Regions from separate parts of the Homo sapiens genome. Here region 2 is linked to region 1. A link is a contact called in ENCODE Hi-C or POLR2A ChIA-PET data. All regions are on one chromosome and are shown on one strand. The core of a region is the stretch at or near the end of the contact, and the rest is flanking DNA. Distances in the headings are between cores, read along the strand shown. Region 1 holds the start of SRSF5 (serine and arginine rich splicing factor 5). Region 2 holds the start of TTLL5 (tubulin tyrosine ligase like 5).

What was found. A loop is a pair of places that touch in the nucleus more often than their neighbours do. ChIA-PET counts read pairs that join two places held with the same protein, here RNA polymerase II (POLR2A). Pooled maps may share reads with other maps.
Region 2: a loop to region 1 is called in a map of CD8-positive, alpha-beta T cell, with 27 times the contacts of the local background. The contact joins the promoter of TTLL5 here to the promoter of SRSF5 in region 1. A Hi-C loop is called at or near these places in 1 of 168 maps with a recorded cell type or tissue (CD8-positive, alpha-beta T cell) and 7 of 50 pooled maps. POLR2A ChIA-PET finds 5 or more read pairs at or near these places in 1 of 52 experiments (activated T-cell).

Annotation. Positions count from the first base shown.
Region 1 is chr14:69,765,690-69,768,588 of GRCh38, forward strand. SRSF5 (serine and arginine rich splicing factor 5) reads left to right here and starts at 1,453. Exons shown (of 8, transcript NM_001320214.2): 1 at 1,453-1,566; 2 at 2,449-2,593. The coding sequence starts at 2,468. It overlaps LOC100289511 (a long non-coding RNA gene), which reads right to left and starts at 2,024. Exons shown (of 1, transcript NR_029378.1): 1 at 594-2,024. RefSeq lists enhancers at 1,320-1,369, 1,410-1,459, 1,569-2,333, 2,330-2,379.
Region 2 is chr14:75,659,798-75,662,696 of GRCh38, forward strand. It overlaps TTLL5 (tubulin tyrosine ligase like 5), which reads left to right and starts at 1,449. Exons shown (of 32, transcript NM_015072.5): 1 at 1,449-1,590. It overlaps ERG28 (ergosterol biosynthesis 28 homolog), which reads right to left and starts at 1,079. Exons shown (of 5, transcript NM_007176.4): 1 at 978-1,079. RefSeq lists a silencer at 1,141-1,190 and an enhancer at 1,301-1,520.

The sequences.
Region 1 (2,899 bases), core at 203-2,702:
CCTTAACTCCCACATTATAGGTAACTAACTTCACTGAGGCTCTTTTTATTTGTACATATAACTATGAATGGACAAGCTTATCCCTTACAAACTATCCAAGTTTCAGTTCTGAGTGCCTAAAGGCCCCTGAGGTCGAGTTAAGGGTCAGTTGCTCTCCTTCCGGAACTACTTTTTCTCTGTTTAACTCTAGTTGCAAGCATGCAACTCCACATTCCAGGCACTTCTCAAAAATGGGGTGCACTGGGTTCTACATAAAAGCATTAAAGCGAAGTTAAGCAATCTCTTTATGCCTAAGTTTCTAGGTCTACCAACCTTATCGGGACAACGCGGGAGTTAATATGGAGGGCTGTGTTTTACACCCACTTTGAAAGCACGGCATTGTCTGTTTCTAAAGAATTGTAAACTTTCATGTGTTACATTACAGAAATCTGAACGGAGAGGATTAACCAAATACCATTTGGACTTAAAAGCAGCTTGAGGCCGGGCGCGGTGGCTCATGCCTGTAATCCCAGCACTTTGGGAGGCCGAGACGGGCCGATCACGAGGTCAGGAGATCGAGACCATCCCGGCTAACACGGTGAAACCCCGTCTCTACTAAAAATACAAAAAAATTAGCCGGTGTGGTGGCGGGCGCCTGTAGTCGCAGCTACTCGGGAGGCTGAGGCAGAAGAATGGCGTGAACCCGGGAGGCGGAGCCCAGATCGCGCCACTGCACTCCAGCCTGGGCGACAGAGCAAGACTGTCTCAAAAAAAACAACAAAAAACAGCTTGAAACCTCTTCCAGCCACTCTCCCAGAGTGACGGACATGCAGAAATCTGTATTCCAGCCTCAATTCAAGACAGCCTTCTAGCTGCAGTCCCATTTTCAACATTTCATCAGTGAAAATCCTTTCATTTAAAAAATACTTCAGTGCCTTAGTCTTCTCACCACAACAAAACCACACAGCTGTGGCATGGTTGAAAAAAGAACTCGAACATCTAGGAGCTCCCTGCTTTGAGGGCAAATTTAAATTGCAAGCAGCAAGAGCTAAGGAAAGGCCAGGTATTTCTGCAAAGCTAAGTTTCTCCTAATTAGTAATCTTCTGGGTGTCTAAGAAAAACTTTAGATACAAGAAGGGTTGCCACTTTTCTCAGGAGACTCTTCTGGGAGAGATGATGATGAACCGAACGCCAAGGACTTAGCAGGGGCGAACGACGTCAACAGATGTCCCTCCAGACTCCGGCACCAGCCGGCCGAGCCCAAACGAGTTCTCGCCCCCGACCCCACCCACCGCGGGAGCAGGGTTCGGTCACTCGCAGTGTCAGAGAGGCCCACATCCTCCTAAATTTCCGGCCCTCCCAAAACTTCCGTCTTCCCTAGGTCCAACGGGGTGGACCCAAGGCCCAGGGGCGTCCCCGGAAGTGACGTAGGACGCGCCCTCCATTTTGTGGAGCGCCAGAGCTGCTAAGTGCGTCAGTTGTGGAGTGGCGTAGACGAGTTAAGTCCTGGTCTGCGTGGAGGTCGACGACTCCGTCGCAGACTACGGACCTGTCTGGGTCTCAGCCGCCAAAGACCCCGTCCGGTAGGTGAGTGGCTCACTTTGAGGGCAAGCCTTCTCGGATCGAGGCTTCTTCATGGCCGCTCAGATCGTGAGCGGCCGGGGCTGCTCTCTTTGCGGAGGATGGCGTCTAATGAGCGCAGTTGATTCGAGGTGGGCGCTGGGGCACGTCTCCCTTTTGGCATACTGTTTGAGGGGTACTGAGGTGAAAGGGCGGTCACTGTTCGGGTCGTTTTTACACAGCGGTTGTGCGCCCGTCCCTGCCAGTCTTAATGTCTTCATCTCCTGGACACGTAGAATAGTGGGCCGGGATCTCCCTGACTTTGCTGGCGATGCGGCTGGGCCTTTTGTAGGGCGGCCGCAGTGACCCCCGAGAAGGGGGTTGCTGGGAGGAGAAGGGAAGAGGGAATTTGGCACGCGCAGCTCTGCTGCCTTTGATTCCACCGCCGCCATTTTGTGGCCGCAGAGCGCCCGCCCGCTGCTGTTGGCGCAGGCGCGGTCGAGGCGTCGCGAGATTCTGGCTTCCACCCGCTGTGACGCGCCCGCGAGGCCGCCATTGGGCTGGCTTTGCGGAGGGCGCGGGCGGCTCCGCCCGCACTTCTCGGCCTTTCCTAACTGCGGCAGATGGGAGGGGGCCGGAGAGCCCGGAGAGTGTGCGGCTGCGCAGTTGGAAAGGTGGCAGTGGGCGTTGCGGTTGCTGCGGTCTGGGCCCAGTAGCGGACCGTGTTGGGAGGGAGCTGGGTTTTCATTTTGTCTGCAGGTAACCTGGCCTCATTAGAGGCTCTGTTGGCAATCTCGTTCATAACATCACTGTGTAAACATTTTATGCCGTTGATGTTTTTGATTGTTTAATCAGGCGTTTCTCTGTGACAGTCATTGCTATTATCTCGATTGAATTACTTTCTAATAGGAAGTACTAGCCGGACATCATGAGTGGCTGTCGGGTATTCATCGGGAGACTAAATCCAGCGGCCAGGGAGAAGGACGTGGAAAGATTCTTCAAGGGATATGGACGGATAAGAGATATTGATCTGAAAAGAGGCTTTGGTTTTGTGGTAAGTATTTAGAACTGGGTGAATTATCTGCTAAGTAGGTAGAGTTTTGATAAGCAGTTGTTTTCGATCTTGAGTCCGGGTGGAATATTTGCCTTCAGAAAATGTTACCCAGCCTTATGTCTGAATTTTATTGAGGCTGAAAACAACTTTAACTTGCCGGCTCACTGGAACCCCACTCCCAGTGGCTCCTTGATTAGGTTTGACTGTATGGCAGTGTCGTTAAGATACTCTTCCCATTCTGTCTCCTGATTTCAGTGCTCTTAATGTGTTGTAGAATACTCTTCTAAAGCCAATGTTAAGAGTCTT
Region 2 (2,899 bases), core at 199-2,698, 5.9 Mb after region 1:
TTGTTCTCTGCTACCCAGTGGGACAGATATTAAAGTCAGCAATGGCCCAAGACAGTGTGAAACACCGCCGCCCCCCCCCGCCAACTCCCCGCCCCAAACAAGCAATAAAGAGATCTAGAGAAGGAAGGGTGAATTGATGAGCCCTTCAGGGAGAGCTGGATCACAAAGGTGGTCTCTGTCGAAGATCAGAGAGACTGAGGGTCTACTGGACATCACAGGCCATTATCATTTGGGCCAAGATCCACCCATCCTCTTTATTTTCTCACTCTCTCTCAAGAGGAGACTCCTCCGGGGTTTAGAAAAGCTGCATGGATGCACCTCTCCACTTTTCTGCACAAGTATGCCTTCCATTTCACAGAAGTGTTATCTGTTAGAAATCCCAACAGATAGCTGATGAGGACAGAGCCTGAGCACTTCTGAATTGCTCTGCCAATTTCTCAACCTAATTTCCCTAAAGCTTAAGGGCCTCTTAGAGTGTATACAACATCTATTTCCAAATTTTGTCCTGGCCCTGGCCCAGCCCAGCCAAGCCCAGCCCAGCATAGGTGTGCTGTTAAAACTTAATCAGGAGAAAGGGATTCTTATCCTGGCCCTACCACTTAGTAGCTGTGTGACCCTGGGTAAGTCATTTACACTTTTCAGTCTCGGTTTCCTCATCTGCAAAATGGAGATAGAAATATCAACCCGAAGGGCTATTGTAAGAATTATATGACAAAAAGTGAAGGCTCTTTGTACAGTGCTAGGCTCATAGTGGCTGCTCATTCGCTCATCCATTCCTTCGTTCCTTGAATTCACCAAGCCTTCTCCATCTTCCTAGCTCCCCCTTGTCATCGCCTCTCGAAACCTTTTCCCCCCAAAAGGTTGCCTTCCAGTTATCTTCCTTCCATCCCACCTCCATTTTTCCAGACTCTCCGGATCCTCTCAATCAGAAGCAACACAGACACCTACATCCCTCTTCTCCCCCATATTCTCCTTACCTGGCGACCGGGCCCCCAGCACAGCAGTGGCAGCAGCAGCCGCTGCCGCAAACAAGCTCCCCCAGGACAGCTCCAGCCCGGAGTCCACCTGAGCCATTTGTCCCCGCCCCCTCCCTCAGCCCTGCTCCAGGATTGGGCCGTTTCCGTCAGTACTCTCTCTGATTGGCTGTCCCGGTTTCGCCCGAGCAGGAGATGGGGAGTGAACCCCTTTACTGCCAATCAGCGGTTGCCGCTGCCTAAGCCTCTCCCCAGGTACGCCGCTCACGCCGTAAGCCCTCCTGTTGGACCTAGCGGAACTCCGGGTTTGGAGTCAACCTCTTAGGGGCGGAGAAAAAAACAGCGGAAAAAAAAAAAAAAAAGAAGACTCCCTTCAGCTGAGGGCAGGGCTCTGCGCCCGCGCTGCGCGGCGGTGACGACATTCGCCCGCGTCCGCAGCTGAGCGTTATGAGCGCCTGCGCAGTGGCTCCGAGCGGGCGGTTGCTTGTTGGTTGTTGTAGTAACCGGGGAAGCAGCCGTCGGCGGCTGCCCTGAGCCTTCCTGGGGAAGGAGGAGGGAGGTAGGCGCAGAGCGCGGTCCACGCCTGCTCGCCCCGAACCATGGGAAGATGAGACAGGTAAACGCCTGCGCCCGCGCGCTTCCCTACCCTAGGGAGGAGCATTCCCGGGTCCGGGCTGGCGCCTGCAGCAGGACTTCCCGCTCAGAGCCCGGGAGTAGCTGTTGGCTTCCGGGCGCGCCGCGTTGAATCGCGGCTGCGGGGTCGTCCCGTCCTTCCCGGGGGGAGCATCTGCGGACCTACGTGGGATTGGGGTGAGCTGGGGGTGGGGCTGAGAAGCAGATTCCTTTCGGGAGAGGAGTCTCCTTAGGTGAGTATCTCTACTCTTCTTCCGATAGACCTGTTTCTCCCCGCTCTGCAGGCAGCCTAGGAGAGGTTGGCATCCCTTCCCGTTTGGAGGTTTTGTTTGTTTAAACTTAAAGGGCTTCCCAGCATTTTGGGAAAGATCAAGAAATCCCGTTGAGAATCCCCTGAAGAAAGCCATTGAAGTTGTTAGACATTGCCTATTGCGCCGAAGATCTTTGATCATTATCGGGGTCTGTTTTTTTTTTGTCTTATTTACAGTCTCATCGTATTTATGAATGCATGGAAAAGTTAAGAAGGATTGACAGCAAGTAATTATCGCTGAGTAATTTGGGATTATGGTCATTTAAACATGTTTCTTTTATTTGTAGTTCCTATTTCTTCTTCTGACACACACAACGAACATGTACTTTTTTACTTTAGAAAAAATATTTTAAGTTAGAAATGCAGTGTTGGAAATTTCCTAATTTCATCGTCTATTTGAGAGTCGTACCAAACTTTGTGATTTTTAGGAAGAATAATTTTTAAGAGTGGAAGGGCATTCCTCCCCTCCCCCACCTATTTATATGGACCTTTGATTCAAGAGAATATATTCATCTTTCGGTTCATTGTTGAATTTATTTTACTGGAAACATGATGGCATCTTGTCAGCGTGCTTGTCATAGAGTCTAAATAAATGTTGGCAGGGGTTTTTTGTTGTTTTTTTTTTTTTGAGACGGAGTTCACTCTTGTTGCCCAGGCTGGAGTGCAATGGCGCGATCTTGGCTCACCGCAACCTCCGCCTCCCGGGTTCAAGCGATTCTCCTCCCTCAGCCTCCCGAGTAGCTGGGATTACAGGCATGAGCCAGCACACCCGGCTAATTTTTTGTATTTTTTTTTTTTTTTTTTAGTAAAGACGGGGTTTCTCCATGTTAGTCAGGCTGGTCTCGAACTCCCGACCTCAGGTGATCCGCCCGCCTTGGCCTCCCAAAGTACTGGGATTACAGGCGTGAGCCACCCTGCCCGGCCTGCAAGGGTCTTAAACCTTGAGTTTTTATTTATTTATTTTTAACCCAGGCCAGGTTTG